Regions from separate parts of the Homo sapiens genome. Here region 2 is linked to region 1. The links are chromatin contacts, found by Hi-C or POLR2A ChIA-PET in ENCODE. All regions are on one chromosome and are shown on one strand. Each heading gives the region's core, a stretch centred on a gene start or an enhancer-like site at or near the end of the contact. The rest is flanking DNA. Distances are from core to core; before and after follow the strand shown. Region 1 holds the start of KCNJ4 (potassium inwardly rectifying channel subfamily J member 4). Region 2 overlaps TPTEP2-CSNK1E (TPTEP2-CSNK1E readthrough).

Region 1 (6,972 bases), core at 3,278-5,777:
GGCAGCCTGGCCCTAATCTAACTCTCTGGGCACCTTCGGGCAGGTCATTCCTTGTCTCTGGGCCTCAGTCTTCCCATCTATGAAATGAGTTCTCCCCTAAGATGCATGGTGGTATCTGTCTTCAGAATGGAGCCCCCAGAGGAGCCAGAGGATCCCTGAGGGGGTGTCACGCTGTGGGGGCGTCTAGACCATCTCCTGCCAAGCCCCAGCCCCAGGGAGGAACGTTTTCCACTCTTTCCCCAGGGAAGCCCCAGAGACAGCCCCCGAGAATCAGACTAGTCTGAACTCACACCCAGGCTCCTCTGCTGTCTTACTGTGTGACCCTGGACAAATCACATAGATTCTCTGAGCCATGGCCCTTCCATCTATAACACGGGGACATCAAATCAACATTGCCATGGAGAATTAAATGGGAATTTGCAAAAGCTCCTAGCCCAGTGCCTGGCGAGCAAATGTGTTTCCTCGCTGGGAAGCGGGGAAGCGATGGGCACTGCTTCCCAGCTCCTCTTTGGGAAACACCAAAGACTCCTAGGATTTTGGAAGTGGGGATGTTATTCGGCCTCACCCGTAAGGCGAGAGTCACCTGGCAGGTGCTCATCTGGCTCTGCTTGAATACCTCTAGGATTGAGGAGCCCACTATCTCACAAAACAACCACAGCTGCTCCCTATCTTGCTCCACCTCCAGCTCTGGGAATTTTCTAGAATGGAGCATAAGCTTCCAGTTAACCCCAAATCCAACCTGTCCTTGCCTGGGACTGCCTGAAACTGGCTTTAAAATGAGACTGAAAGGAGTTCTTCAAAGAGACCAATAGAGGGAGGGGATTAGTGCCCAAGGACAGTGGGGTGAGGGGATCTGGAGAGAAGGGAGGGAGAAAGGAGGTGGCCGAATTCAGAGCTGGGCCCTCAAAGCTCCTGGGTCCTGTCTGGGCTTGCCACAGTGTTACACAGGGACATCTGTCTGTCTGCTTCCAGATAGAGCTGGGAGCCAGAAGCCCTGGATTCAGGCCCTGGCCCTGCTTCCTCCACCCCCAAACCATCACTGTGACCCTCATGGGTCCACTTCCCCCTCAGGCCTCAGTTTCCACTTTTGTAAAACAATGGCCCTGGCTCTGCTTCCTCCGCCCACAAACCATCACTGTGACCCTGATGGGTCTACTTCCCCCTCAGGCCTCAGTTTCCACTTTTGTAAAACGAAGGCATCAGACCAGTGATTTAAGCTCCAAACCTTCTGTCTGAATCCAGGCACCCTCCCACTCTACCCTGTCCAACCCCTGCCCAGCATGCTGGATCCACGGGCCCCTGAGTGTCTATGGTTTCAGAGTCAGAGGCCTTATCTCTACTCCTGTCTCCTGCTTTCATAGCTGTTGCCTTTGAGGATTCTGTCATCCCCATTTTACAGGTGGGGAGATGGAGGCATGAGGCATTGAAGCCAATTGCTCAAGGTCACAGAGGGTGATTTGAAATCCAGGGCTCCCTCCTCTGGGCCCAGGAGAGCCGCAGAACTTAAGGGCACCTTCTTTCAGGAGAATCGCCAAGATCTTAAGTGGCCAGCCGTTCTCTATACAGATGTGGACTCCACATGAGGCAAGGGGCTGCCCAAGGTCACAGAGCAAGGCACTGACAGACCAGGGTCCTGAACCAAGCCTCCCTGCCCCCAGGCTCCACCCAGACAGGGGGCTGGCAACATGACCTGACTTTCTGCCCTGGTCCTGGGATCTCCCCAAGACTGGAGCCCACGTCCTGCCTCTAGCCGCTGCCCCCAGAAGCCCCCGAGCATCTAGGGCTGAGATGGGAAGAGTGAGCAGGAAGACAGGAAAGAAAGTTGAGGGCTGGCCACTTGCCCCCGGCCCTCTGGCCCTCCCCTACTGCTCTCCTCGTGCAGGGGGAGCGGCGGCGGTGGTGATGTAATGCACTCGGCTTTCGTCCCGGTGCCAATCTCAGAAGAGAGACGACAGATTGCGTGAGCCAAATTTGGCATCCTAGGGGGAGAGGCATGAAAAGTGGAGATGTGGAGGAGCAGAGAGGAGCCTGGGGTGGTGCAGGAGGAGCCCCCTGCCCTACAGCCCCGAGGTGCCTCCCCTCCCTCCCCTCAGGGCCCCCATCTCTTCCCCAGCTAGCCTGGCCCTGGGGCCTCCCCTCCTCACTCTGAGGGGCCAGCCTGGCTTCTCCCCGGACCCCTTGAGCCCGGCACTGCCAGGCCTACCCGCCACCCCCACCCCACACTGCTCCAGCTCTGTTTCCCACCGCCGCTAGTTTCCTGGTTACCATGTTGCCGGTTGTCATGTCGCTTACATGTCCTCGTGACTCAGTGGTCCCCGCAGAGGGGCCCCCTCCTCCTCACACCCCCCTTAGCACTCGCCCCCGCCTCCCCCAGATCCACATTAAGAACCAGCCCGCCCTGTAAGCCTACACTGTTCCTCCTCCCCTTCCTTCTTATCCTAAGCTAAGACATCTTCTCACAGCATCTCCCAGAGCTACTTCATTCTCTCTTTCGCAAATGTCTACGAACCTACTATGCTCCAGGCTGGCGCACGCGGCTTTCACAGACCTGACACAGTCTGGAAACTGCTCAACACCCTGATGAAGTCAGTATCATCATACCTATTCTCCAGTTGAAGAAACTGAGGTTCAGAGAGGTCAAGCCACCCACCCAAGGTCACCCAGCAGAAACTCAACCAGCTCTGCCTGGTCACAGCCACTCCAGAGGATTTTCTGAGAGAAGAGCTTTCTTTTCAAGGATAACCCAAAGGGCCATGAGGAATTGTACCCCAGATTCCCCCTCTAATCCTGGACACTCCTCCTTCGTCAGCTATTTCCGCCATATTCCCACTGCCCCACGCCCACCTCCACCCACTAGCTGTTCATCTCTCTTAAGGTAAAGTGAGTCTTTACTCCCATCTCCCCAGTGCTTTCCCCAGCCTGTGAACAGCCCACTGCTCATTGAGCCCAGGGCCCGCCTTGGAGGTCACTGGGGCAGGGAGTGACGTCCCCATGCCACAGATGTGGAAGATGACGGTTGGGAGGAGAGTGACCAGCCCAGGGGGCTGCTCTCCCAGCCACCTGAGCTAATTTCTGGGAGGCTGAATGGAGGACATATGAGACCCACTGCCCAGTGTGGAACACCCCAGAAAGAGTCCCTCCTCCCAGTGAGAATGGAGTGGAATGTTCTAGGCTCAGCCCTTCCAACTCCAGTTGGGATATGGGTCAGTTCAGTGGCCAACAGTCTCTGTTCCCACCATGCTGCACCCATCTCTTACCCCAGCTGCCCTGGTCCACCTTTTGCTCCCCTCAGCACAGGCCAAGCCAGGGCCACAGTGAGGCTCTTGGGCCCCTAAAGTCCTGCTAACTGCCCCCAAAAGGCCTGAAGCCATGGAGGTCATGGGACTGGATGTGGGGGAGAACACACACACACACGGCTCCAACCCTTCTCTGGGCCTCCCTCCCTGAGTTCCCCACTTCCCCCAAACCTGCTGCTGAACATTCTACTGCTCTTGAGGCCCTGCTCTGTCAGCTGGCCAGGCTGCCCTGCCTCTAGCCCGCCGCTCCACCCCACCCAGCTTGCCACCTCCCAACTCCCTGCATCCTGTCCATCCTGAAGCAGGGACACTGGGGGCAGAAATGTGGGTAGGGGGCAGGGAGGCTGACACTGGTGGGGGGACATTTGGCAGGTTGCAGGGGAAGTTCTCCCTGCGGGAGGCTCATTGAGACCTCTCTTGCCTTGGGGTGCTCCCTACACACGGAGGAAAAAGCAGCCTCTGCCTCCCTCCCCAGCCTGTGTCTATCACTGTGAACGTGCAGTGCCTCCTCTACCAATCCCTGCCCCTGCGCCCTGGGGTCGTGTGGCGCCAAGTAGGTGCTCAAAACATGAGAAGTGAGATTTCGTTCTTCAGATCACAGGGCCATTTGCAACGAGGATGCAGCTGGGGAGGCGGAAAGGCGGCATCCCCCACCTTGCCACAAGTCACCTGCCTTGAAGCTCCCCGGCATGACAACTGGGGTGGGTGGAGGCAGGGAAAGGTCATGGCTGGGGCAGGAGGTCAAGACCCCTTCCACCCACCTCTCTCCCCCTTTCCAGGCCACAACCCAGACCGCGACGCTCCCAGACGGACAGACGGACAGAGCCCGCCCGTGGAGCCCGCCCGCTCCCGGGGAGTCACGGGACCGCGCGCGCGGCGCCGGGCAGCCGGGACCCGGCTCCGGATCAGGTGCGGAGCGGGCGGGGCCGGAGCGGCGGGCCCGGGACACACAGACACGCACGCGGCGGGACAAACTGACGGACAGCGCCCGGGGTGGGCGAGCGCGGCTTACCGCTGGGCGGAGGGTCCGACGAGAGTCCGGGAGGCGGCGAGCGGGCGCTACATCCCAAGGCGCGATCCGGCGGGCGGCGTCCCGGGCGCGGAAAGGGGAGTCCCGGCGCCCCCTGCCCGCGAACTCGGCCGGCCGGCCCGCGCTCCCCTCCCCGGCTGCCGCTCGGTCTGCGCGTGGGTCTTGGGGTCTCCGCGCGTCCCGGCCGTCCCGCGCCGCTCCCCGCGGGCCGCCCAACTTTCAGCGCTGCCCCGCGCCGCGCCCTCGGCGCCGCCTCGGCGTCAGCATCGTCGGGCCCGGCCGGGCTCACAGCGCGGGGGTCCGGGGGCCCGGGGCGCCCCGCCGCCCGCGCCCCCCACCCCCGCTGCAGGCGCCCTCCCCGCCGCCGTCCCCCGCTGCGCCCAGCTCCCTCGCTGTCACCCGCTCCTGCTCGCGCGCTCTGCCCCCGGCCCTGCGCTCCACTCCCGGCCCCGCTGCGCTCGGCCCCGGCCCCGCGACCCCTCGGCCTCCCGGCCTGGGGTCGCCCTCCCCGCCCCCGCCGGCCGGGCTCTGTCGCCACCTCCCCGACCGCTCTCGCGTCTCTCTCCTGCCGCCGGGGTCTCCGCCGCGCTCGCGTCCCGGTCCCTCTCCCGGCCTCCCTGCCTCCTGCGGCCCCGCTCGCCCTCTGCCCGCGGGGTCTCCGTCTCCGTCGCGGTCGCCCGCCGGCCTCCCCCCGCCTCCCTCTGCCCGCGCTGCCTCTCTCCCCTGCGCGTCTCTGTCCGTCTCCCTCGCGGCCCCTGTCCTTCTCTGTCTCTCCCCCTCCCACTCTCCGTGCGGCCCCCTCTGTCTCGGACCCCGGCCCCCGCCTTGGCCGCGTCCCCGGCTCGCCCGGGAGCCCGAGCTCCCGCCGCCCGCGGCGCGCCGAGAACTCCCAACTCGCGGCACGCCGCCCCGCTTTGCGAGACTTTCGCCCCTCCTCACACGTGACCCGCGCCCCACTGCGGAGGCCGCGCGCCCCCCAGCCCGGGAGCCCCGGCTGCCCGCGGGACCCCGCCCTGCCCGCCCCTCGGCCTAACCCGGCCTCAAGCCCCCTCCCGCGGGGCCCGCGGCGCGGAGCAGGGGCTGGGGCGGGGGGCTGCTGGCCCCGCTCCTGCCCTGGATCCTGCCCGGGTTTTCCTCCTCGCCCCAGGAGCGCTCCTCCCAGAACCCGTTCCTGGATCCGCTCCCGGGTTTTGTGCCCCCCCCCCAAAAGGGGGCAGGTGGAGAGGGTTCCTCCGAGCCGGGAAGGGGGGTGGGTGGGAGCTGGTCCCTCTGGGGTCCCACGGAGTCCGCCCCTCTCCTTAGCGGTCCTCGTACTCTCCCAAAGTACCGCCGGTCAAGGACCCGAAGCACCTCACTCTGGGAGTCTGAGGGGGCCCTATTGGAGGGACCCTCGCGATCACTCAGTCACCACTGCCCCATTTTACAGATGGCGAGACTGGGTACCAGAGAGGGTCAGAAACTCGGCCAAGGTCACCCAGAGATGACAAAGCCAGGCCAAACCCTAGTCTCTTATTCTCTGTCGCTCTCCATTACCCCAAGCTGTCAGGCCTGGGCCCCACACTCTGGGGTGTCAGGGAACCCCCAGCACCCACAGCACCTGTCTAGCCAGCTACATCCTGACCATCCTGCCACGTCACTCTAGCCCTCCGAGGAGACAGGAGGGAAAGTGCTCCTCCTTCCAGGGTGGTAGGACGAGAGAACACCTGCAGTTAGACAGCCAGCAAAACTTCCCTGGGAGTCTGGCCATCACCGACTAGCCCCATTACAGAGAGGGAGAGACCGAGGCACCCCAAAGCCAGGTGGAGAACTGATGAAATCTGAAATCCCCTCTGGCTCTCCTGAGCCTCGAGGATGTCAGCATAAGAACAGCAACACACAAACCACCACAAGTGTTTCCCTTCCTCGTGGGCTCTCCCTACTCAAAAGGATTCAGTCCCAACTCCTCAGTGTGGTATAGTCAGGCCCCACCTTATCCGGCATCCCACATCCCATAAATCCACAGGTACACCCTGATTCCACAGATTCCAGAACACGCCACAGGCCTCCACACCTCTCTGCCTGCACGCACTGTTCCTCCTCACTAAGATATCCTTCCACCTTTTTTGCCCAGAGAATTCCTGCTGTTCCCCAAGCCCAGCCTCAGTGCCACTTCCTTGAGAAGGCCTCCTGATGACCCCAGCAGAAGTCATTTATCACCCACTCATTCATTCAACCAGCACTAGGCACCCACCACATACCAGCCCCTGGGCGGGGCACAAGTATGGTTCTTGCTTAGTGGGATGAGGAGTCAGGCTAACCTAGGCTCAAAAGCACCTAGGAGCTACTTGACCTTGAACAAGTTTTTATTTAATCTGTCTGTAAATTGAGGACCCTAACGTCCTCCATTCCCAAGGGGTAGATTAAGTGAGGTGGATGCACAAGAAATACACAGATCATGGTAGGCGCTCAATAAATGTGGCCATCCTTTCTCACGGCTCTCTCCGACTGTGCAGACCTCCAGAACGCACGTCCTGTTCCACGCCTCTCCCTGGTTACCCTGCTGTGTCCTCACAGGCAGACAGCCAGGACTGATGTTCCATCACATGAATGCTCAGTGCGTGGATGCAGGGGAGACTCAAGCAGCCTGAGTGCCCTGTGGGCAAGAGA
Region 2 (7,755 bases), core at 2,586-5,085, 81 kb before region 1:
AAGTTTGCTGTGGCAAATGACTCTTCCTTTCACAAGTGAGGATTAAGTGGTGAAGCCATCAGGTCCTGGACTTTGTTGAAAGCCTTTTTATTACTGATTCAATCTCGTTACTTGTTTTTGGTCTGTTCAGGTTTTTTTCTATTTCTTCTTGGTTTAGTCTTGGTAGGTCGTATGGGTCAAGGATTTTGTCCACCTCCTCCAGGTTTTCAAATTTATTGTAGAGTTGCTCATAATAGTCTCTAATAATTATTTTTATTTCTGTCATATCTGTTATGAGGTCTCTTTTCCTTGTTTCTGATTTTACTTATTTGGGTCTTCCCTTTTTCTTAATTAGTCTAGCTAATGGTTTGTTGATATTTTTTAAACCTGCTTTTTGTTGTTAACCTTTTGTAATTTTTGCCTCAAATTTGTTTATTTCTGTTTGGTCTTCATTATTTATTTCCTTTTAATAATTTGGGGGTTGGTTGGTTCTTAATATTCTAGTTTCTTGAGGTAGAATTGTTCAGTGGTTTATTTGAAAGTTTTCTAGTTTTTTTGATCCAGGCATTTATTGCTAAAAACATACTTCTTTTTTTTTTTATACTTTAAGTTCTAGGGTACATGTGCACAATGTGCAGGTTTGTTACATATGTATACATGTGCCATGTTGGTGTGCTGCGCCCATTAACTCGTCATTTACATTAGTTTTATCTCCTAATGCTATCCCTCCCCCCTCCCCCTACTCAACAACAGGCCCCAGTGTGTGATGTCCCCCTTCCTGTGTCCAAGTGTTCTCATTGTTCAATTCCCACCTATGAGTGAGAACATGTGATGTTTGGTGTTTTGTCCTTGCGATAGTTTGCTGAAAAAATGATGAGTTCATGTCCTTTGTAGGGACATGGTTGAAGCTAAAAACATACTTCTTAATAACTGCTTCTGCTCTGTCCCGTTTTGGTATATTGTGTTTCTAGTTACATTTGTTTCAAGGAATTCTTAAATTTCATTCTTAATTTCTTTCTTCACTCATTGTAACTCAAGGGCATGTTGTTTAATTTCCATATGTCTGTATAGTTTTGAATGTTCCTCTTGTTATGAATGTCTAGTTTTATTTCATCGTGGTAAGATGAGATACCTGATAGAATTTGTTGAGACTTGTTTTGTAGCCTAACATACGGTCTATCTTGGATAATGTTTCATGTGCTGAAGAAAAGAATGTGTATTCTGCAGCTGTTAGGTGAGATGTTCTGTATATGTTTGTTATTTATGTCCATTTGGTCTATGGTGGAGTTTAAGTCTGATGTTTCTTTGTTGATTTTCTGTCTAGATGATTTGTCCAATGCTGAGAGTGGGATACGAAGTGCCCAACTCTTATTGTAATGGGGTCTATCTCCCTCTTTAGATCCAGTAATATTCGCTTTATATATCTAGGTGATCTGGTGTTTGAGTGCATACATATTTACAATTATACACATATTACAATTATATTTCTTGCTGAACTGAATCCTTTATTATTACATAATAATCTTGTTTGTCAATTTTTATGGTTTTTAACTTGAACTCTGTTTTGTCTGATACAAGTATAGCTATTCCTGCTCACTTTTGGCTTCCATTTGCACAGAATATCTTTTTCCATCCCTTCATTATCAGTCTATGTGTTTCTTTACCAGTAAAGTGAGTTTCTTTTAGATAAAATATAGTTGGATCTTATTTTTTAATCCACTCAGTAAGTCTATATCCTTCATGGGGTATTTAATCTATTAACATTCAAAGTTATTATTGGTAGGTGAGGAGTTACTTCCAACGTTTTATTGTTTTCTGGTTGTTTTGTATATGTTTTATTCCTTTCTTCCTGTTTACTTTTGAAGTTGGGTAGTTTTCTGTAGTGATAAGGTTTCATTCCTTTCTCTTTCTCCTTTATGTATTGACTCTAACAGTGACTTTTAAAGTTTTGCATGTTTTCATGATGGTGGTTATCATCTTTTTACTTCCAGATGTAAAACTCCCTTGGGCATTTCTTGTAACGCTGGTCTAGTGGTGATGAATTATCTTGGTTTTTGTTTATCTGTGACAGATTTTATGTCTTCATTTGTAACGGATAGCTGTGCTGGGTATAATATTCTTGGCCGAAAGATTTTTTTTCTTTCAGAACTTCGAATATATCATCCCATTCTCTTCTAGCCTAAGGTTTCTGCTGGGAAATCAGCTGTTAGTCTAATGGGGATTCCATTATAAGTGTGTTACTTTTCTCTTGCTATTTTAAAATATCTTTGTCTTTGATTTTTCACAATTTGACTATAATGTCTGGGTTGAATGTATCTGGGGTTCTTTGATCTTCCTGGAACTAGATGTCTAGCTTTCTCTCAAGAGTTAGGAAGTTTCATGCTATTTTATTAAATATGTTTTCCTCATATTTTCTCTACACTTTTCCTTCTGGAATGCCCATAATATGAATATTTGATCAAATTAATGGTGTCCCATAAATCCTGTAGGCTTTTTTCATTCTTTTTTATCCTTTTTTGCCTGCCTGTTATTTCAAAAGACTTGTCTTCAAGTTCAGAAATTATTTCTTCTGCTTATTCTTGTCTGTAAAGCCATTGATTGTATTTTTTCATTTCATCCATTGAACTGTTTAGCTCTTAGGGCTTCTGTTTGGTTATTTTTATGATATCTGTATCTTTAGTAAATTTCTCTTTCAAATCATGTTTTCCTGATTTCATTGACTTGTCTATCTGTATTACCTTACATCTCACTGAGTTTCCTTAAGATTATTCTTTTTTCTGCCATTTCATATGTTTATGATTGGGTTCTATTACTGGATAATTACTATTTCCCTTTGTAGGTGACATGTTTTCTTGCATTTTCACGGTTGCTGTGTTTCTAAATTGATTTCTATGCATCTGGTGAAAAAGTCACCTTTTCCAATTTTATGGAGTAGGTTTACTTGTATGAATTTATTTGTATGAATGGGTCTTGGATGTCTGTTCATTGGGGTATACTGGCCTTGGTTCTACATGGATGCAGTAAGTGTAGTCTCCATGTAGTTTATTCAGCTGTGATCCACACTAGTAACATTTGCAAGTTACTCAGTGGCCTAGGTTAAGGAAGTTTGTAGTGATGGTGGTGCAGCCTTGCCAGGGGTGGGCTCACTGGGCTGTTTCGCAGGGTAGGGGTGTGTGCAGGCACACAGTGGGTCAGAAAACTTGGAGTATGGCTTTATGCGGCTGGCCATGGTGCTGTCACTCTAGCCAGGAGCATGGGGATGCAGCTGCTCAACCAGGGCATGACTGCCAGATGTGCTTTGCAGGACAGTTTCTCAGGCCCAGGATGCAGGCACACAGCTGTTTGCCTGGCCTGGAAGAATGCACTCCAGGAGTGGCCTGAAGGGCTGTTTCCCATACCTGGTATGTGGGTACACAGCTGCTCATCTGGCCTGTGGCCAGTCTGCTGGGGGGAAACTCATGGGCCAAATATATAGCTGCATAGCTGCTAAGCTGGACTGAAAATATCTTTGCCAGGGCTGGCCAAGAAGGGGGTTTCTCAGGCCTGGGATACAGTCAAATGACTTCTCAGCTGTCCCGGATGTGTGTCTGCTGGGGGTAGTCCATAGAGCTATTCTAGCTCAGGATGTGGGCACACTGCTGCTCAGCTGGCCTGGGTGGTGCCTGCCAGGGGAAGCCCAGGGGACTGCTTCTATGAGCCAGGATGTGGACACGAGGCTGCTCGGCTGGCCTAAGGGCATGTCTTCTGGGAGTAGCCCATGGAGCTCTTTCTTAGGTCCAGGACATGGACATTCATGGCTGATTGGCTGGTCTGGAGGTGCATCTGCTGGGAATGGATACAGGACTATTTCTCAGGCTCATGCAAGGTCGCACAGCTGCTTAGTTGGCCTGGGAGTGTTTCTGTCGGGGGTGGCCTAAAGGGCTGTTCCTCAAGCTGGGACATAGGTATGTGGCTGCTTAGCTGGCCTGACAGTCTGCTGGCCAGAGTAAGCTCCCAGGGTTGTTTCTTGGCCCTGAGACTTGGGCATACACAGCTGCTTGTCTCTCAGGTCTGAGAGACAGGTGCAAGGCCCACTCGGTGGTGTGCCTGCTGGGGGCAGCCTGTGGGACTGTTTCTCAGGCCCTTATTAAAGGCAGAGGGCTCCTGGGCAGGCCAGGAGCATGTCTGTGGTGGATGGGGCCTGCAAGGCTGTTTCTCAGGTCCTGAGCATGGGCTCATAGTCACTCTGTTGACCTGGGGGTGTATCAGCTGCTCAGAGGCTTAGGGGCCTCTCCCACTTGGGAGAGGGCATGTAGTGGTTTGGCTGTCTTAAGAGTGAATTTACCCTGGATGGGACTGCAGATTATTCCTCTGTCTGGAAGTGTGGTGGTGGGGGTTGATTTCCCTGCATGCATTACTTGAGTTACAGCCAGTCCTGGGACCAACCTCCACACAGCTGGGATTGTGGCTTTAACCCACCCATGTGGGCTTGGTGTACTGAAGATAAAGCTCCAGTGCTGGAGAGGCACAGTGGCTACTGCCCCCAGAGGAGGGCACACTCAAGAGATGACTCTGGTCTCAAGATGGTGCTGTGCTGCTGCAGCTTAAGTCTCTGGGGGTGGGAAGTCTTCACCTTGTACTCCTAGTCCAGGACATGCAGCTGTGTCAATTCTTGGCAATACTCCAAACTGGCCTGAGGGCTTGCAAAGACTGTGAGATTCTCCTGTTGTAAAGACTTTGTGTTTGTGATGGCAGTGGGGTGACAGGGATCTTCTGCCTACCTTCACCCTGCAATGAGAAGTCTCTCCTGTCTCTGGGCCAATTCAATCCAGATGGGGCAGAAGGGGCTGCACAGGCTGAGTGCTTCCATGCTGTGGCAACTTCCAGTCACCACAGGTGTGTCTCCACTCCTTTGCTGCACTCCAGGACTATCCCTTTGATATTCTAATCAAATCTTAGATGTGTATTTCTTGCCTCAATTCTTTCTTGTAGGGGAGATGAGCACCAGGCATCTCTAGTCACCCATCTTGCTTGATTTAGCATAATTCGTAAGGGCCCCAGGATTTTCAGAATAGTCAATGATTGTTGGCTTCAACTTAAAAGTCACCAGCTTCATTAGCCCCTAACAAGAGAATTGGCCTGTGCTTTGAAGATGTCAAACCATGCGTTGACTTCTCCTCTCTAAATATGAAAGTCCTAGATGGCATCTTCTTCCAATAAAAGGCTATCTTGTCTACATTGAAAATGTGTTGTTTAGTTTGGCCACCTTCATCAATTATCTCAGCTAGATCTTCTGGATAACTTGCTGCTGCTTCTGCAACGGCACTTGCTGTTTACCTTGCACTTTTATGTGATGGAGATGGCTTCTTTCCTTAAACCTCATGAACCAAACTTTTAGCTTCAAGCTTTTCTTCTGCAGCTTCCTTACCTCTCCCAGGCTTCATTGAATCAAAGGGAGTGAGGGCCTTGTCCTGGATTAGGCTTTGGCTTAAGGGAATGCTGTGGCTGGTTTGATCCTTTATCCAGACCACTAAAACATTCTCCATATTAGCAATCAGACTGTTTTGCTTTCTCAACATTTGTATGTTCACTGGAGTAGCAGTCTTAATTTTCTTCAAGAAGTTTTTTGGCTTTTCTGTTTTGTTTTTGTTTTTGTTTTTGTTTTACATTCACAACTTGGCTGAACTGGTGCAAGAAGTCTAGCCTTCCTCACAATCATTTCTAGCTTTTGGTTTAAAGTGAGAGACATGTGACTCTTCCTTTCACTAGGACACTCAGAGACCATCATAGGCTTATTAAATGGCCTACTTTCAATATTGTTGTGTCTCAGGGAATAGGGAGGCCCAAGGAGAAGGAGAGAGATGGGGGAATGGCTAGTCAGTGGAGCAGTCAGAACAAACATGTCATTGATTAGGCTTGTCATCTTAATATGGACATGGTTCGTGTTGCCCCAAAACAATTACAATAGTAACATCAAAGATCACTGATCACAGATCACCATAACAGATATGATAATAAAAAGTTTGGAATATTGCAAGAATTATTAAAATGTGACAGAGACACAAAGTGAAAACACGCTGTTGGAAAAATAAAACCAGGAGACTTGCTCAATGTAGGGTTGCTACAAACCTTCAGTTTACAAAAAAGTAACATCTGAGGGGCAATAAAGTAAAGCACAATAAAACAAGATATACCTGCATATACACACACATGTATGTATATATAAACTATATATGTGTATATATACATATATATGCTAAAGGATATATACATATGTTTACATATATATATATACGCACATGCTCATATGTATATTAAAGGATATATATATGACTACTGATGTTATTAATTTGGGTCAGTGCTAAAGAATATATCTATATATAGATATATATACACACATTTAAATATGCACATATGTAGACATGTATATAGATATGTATATAGATATGTGTATATATACACACAAATACATATTTATATATCTATGTATACTACATATATAGCTAAAAGATATATCTGTGTATATATATACACACACACATATATACGTGTTATATGTCTGTGTGTGTGTGGATATATCCTTTAGCACTGACCCAAATTAATAACATCAGTAGTTTTCAATGACACCACCATTGAAAGGTGAGTTATATCAAAGATATATCAAATTAGCGAAAGACTACTGATGCCATTTTATCCGGGCCAGTGCTAACGATTAAAAATGTACACATCAGGTCAAGTGACTTCAGAGACATACTTTTCTGGTTGAAATTATGTACAATTGCTCTACATTTATAAACTGGCTGAACTCTGAAAATGTATATGTCAATGATTTGGAATCTACTATTAATATATCATTTTTTCCTAGAAGAAAACCTTATATTATGTAAAGGTGCTCTTGGGCCTTAACAAACAATCTAATGAATCACAATTTAAGTGCAGTTCTTTATTACTTCATTTGTGAGTGAATTTTACCAATCTTAATATATGCCTCTCTTCTTTCTCTCCGTATTCTGAAATCTCGCCCATCATTGATGACTCTACCACACATTACTCTTTTTAATTCAATGGGGTAATAGCTAAAGGATTAAAAATGAACATAGCAAGACTCCACATGTTATCCTAGACTTAATTTTCTGATACAAATTAGCAATAATTATTCTACAATTTATAATCTAGTTACCCTGAAAAATGGACATTAATCAGTTATTTATTTGAAACATGGTATTTAATTTTTCTCTGGAAATGAGGTTTTAGATGTTTGTAATGAAATTTTTCAGCCTGTGAAAAAAACTTAATGAATCAAGTTTATATACATTTCTTTACTCCTAAACCTAATCCCCAAGTTACTGTTTCTGGCAAAATTTACATAAAATCAACTTCAGTTTGTAAACACCCACCTTGCTTGCCCTTGTAATTTTCTGCCTTCTCACGTTCAAATACCACTAGTAACTCTTCACCAATCATGGATGTCTTTCCTGCCCCTCAGATAGGGTTAAGTAACTACAGACCCAAGGCAGGGCCTCCATACAATCTGAGGGTGGGTTTACCTTTGGGGCAGTAGCCTCATGTGGTAACAGACGAAGAGACCAGGGGTCTATTAGCTTTGTTCTTTTCTGTTGAGAGCTCCTCAGCTCCCTGCCCACTGTTACCTCCTCCTTGCACCAAATAGGACTGTTGCCTCTTTTGGCTCACTCTAGTAGAGCGTCATACAATACACACATTCTCATATTTTCCTAAGGTTTCAGGGTGCTGCTAAATAAGGGTGACCAATGGAATAGGAATAAGAAGCATTCCTCT

The links. Hi-C counts contacts between places; a loop is a spot of excess contacts on that map. ChIA-PET counts read pairs that join two places held with the same protein, here RNA polymerase II (POLR2A). Pooled maps may share reads with other maps.
Region 2: a loop to region 1 is called in a pooled map, with 2.3 times the contacts of the local background. The contact joins the enhancer-like site here to the promoter of KCNJ4 in region 1. A Hi-C loop is called at or near these places in 1 of 50 pooled maps. POLR2A ChIA-PET finds 5 or more read pairs at or near these places in 2 of 52 experiments (T-cell and activated T-cell).

What each region holds. Positions count from the first base shown.
Region 1 is chr22:38,450,672-38,457,643 of GRCh38, forward strand. KCNJ4 (potassium inwardly rectifying channel subfamily J member 4) reads right to left here and starts at 4,528. Exons shown (of 2, transcript NM_152868.3): 1 at 4,309-4,528. LOC124905116 (a long non-coding RNA gene) reads right to left here. Exons shown (of 2, transcript XR_007068096.1): 2 at 6,651-6,972. RefSeq lists enhancers at 1,186-1,805, 1,806-2,424.
Region 2 is chr22:38,370,721-38,378,475 of GRCh38, forward strand. All of the region lies in intron 3 of TPTEP2-CSNK1E (TPTEP2-CSNK1E readthrough), which reads right to left. It also overlaps the pseudogene TPTEP2. Among named protein-coding and RNA genes, the nearest start is that of TPTEP2-CSNK1E, 24 kb to the right of the region's middle. Within about 2 kb of position 3,836, at least 6 of the 41 ENCODE cell types and tissues checked have a DNase peak (open chromatin) inside an H3K27ac peak, as active enhancers do.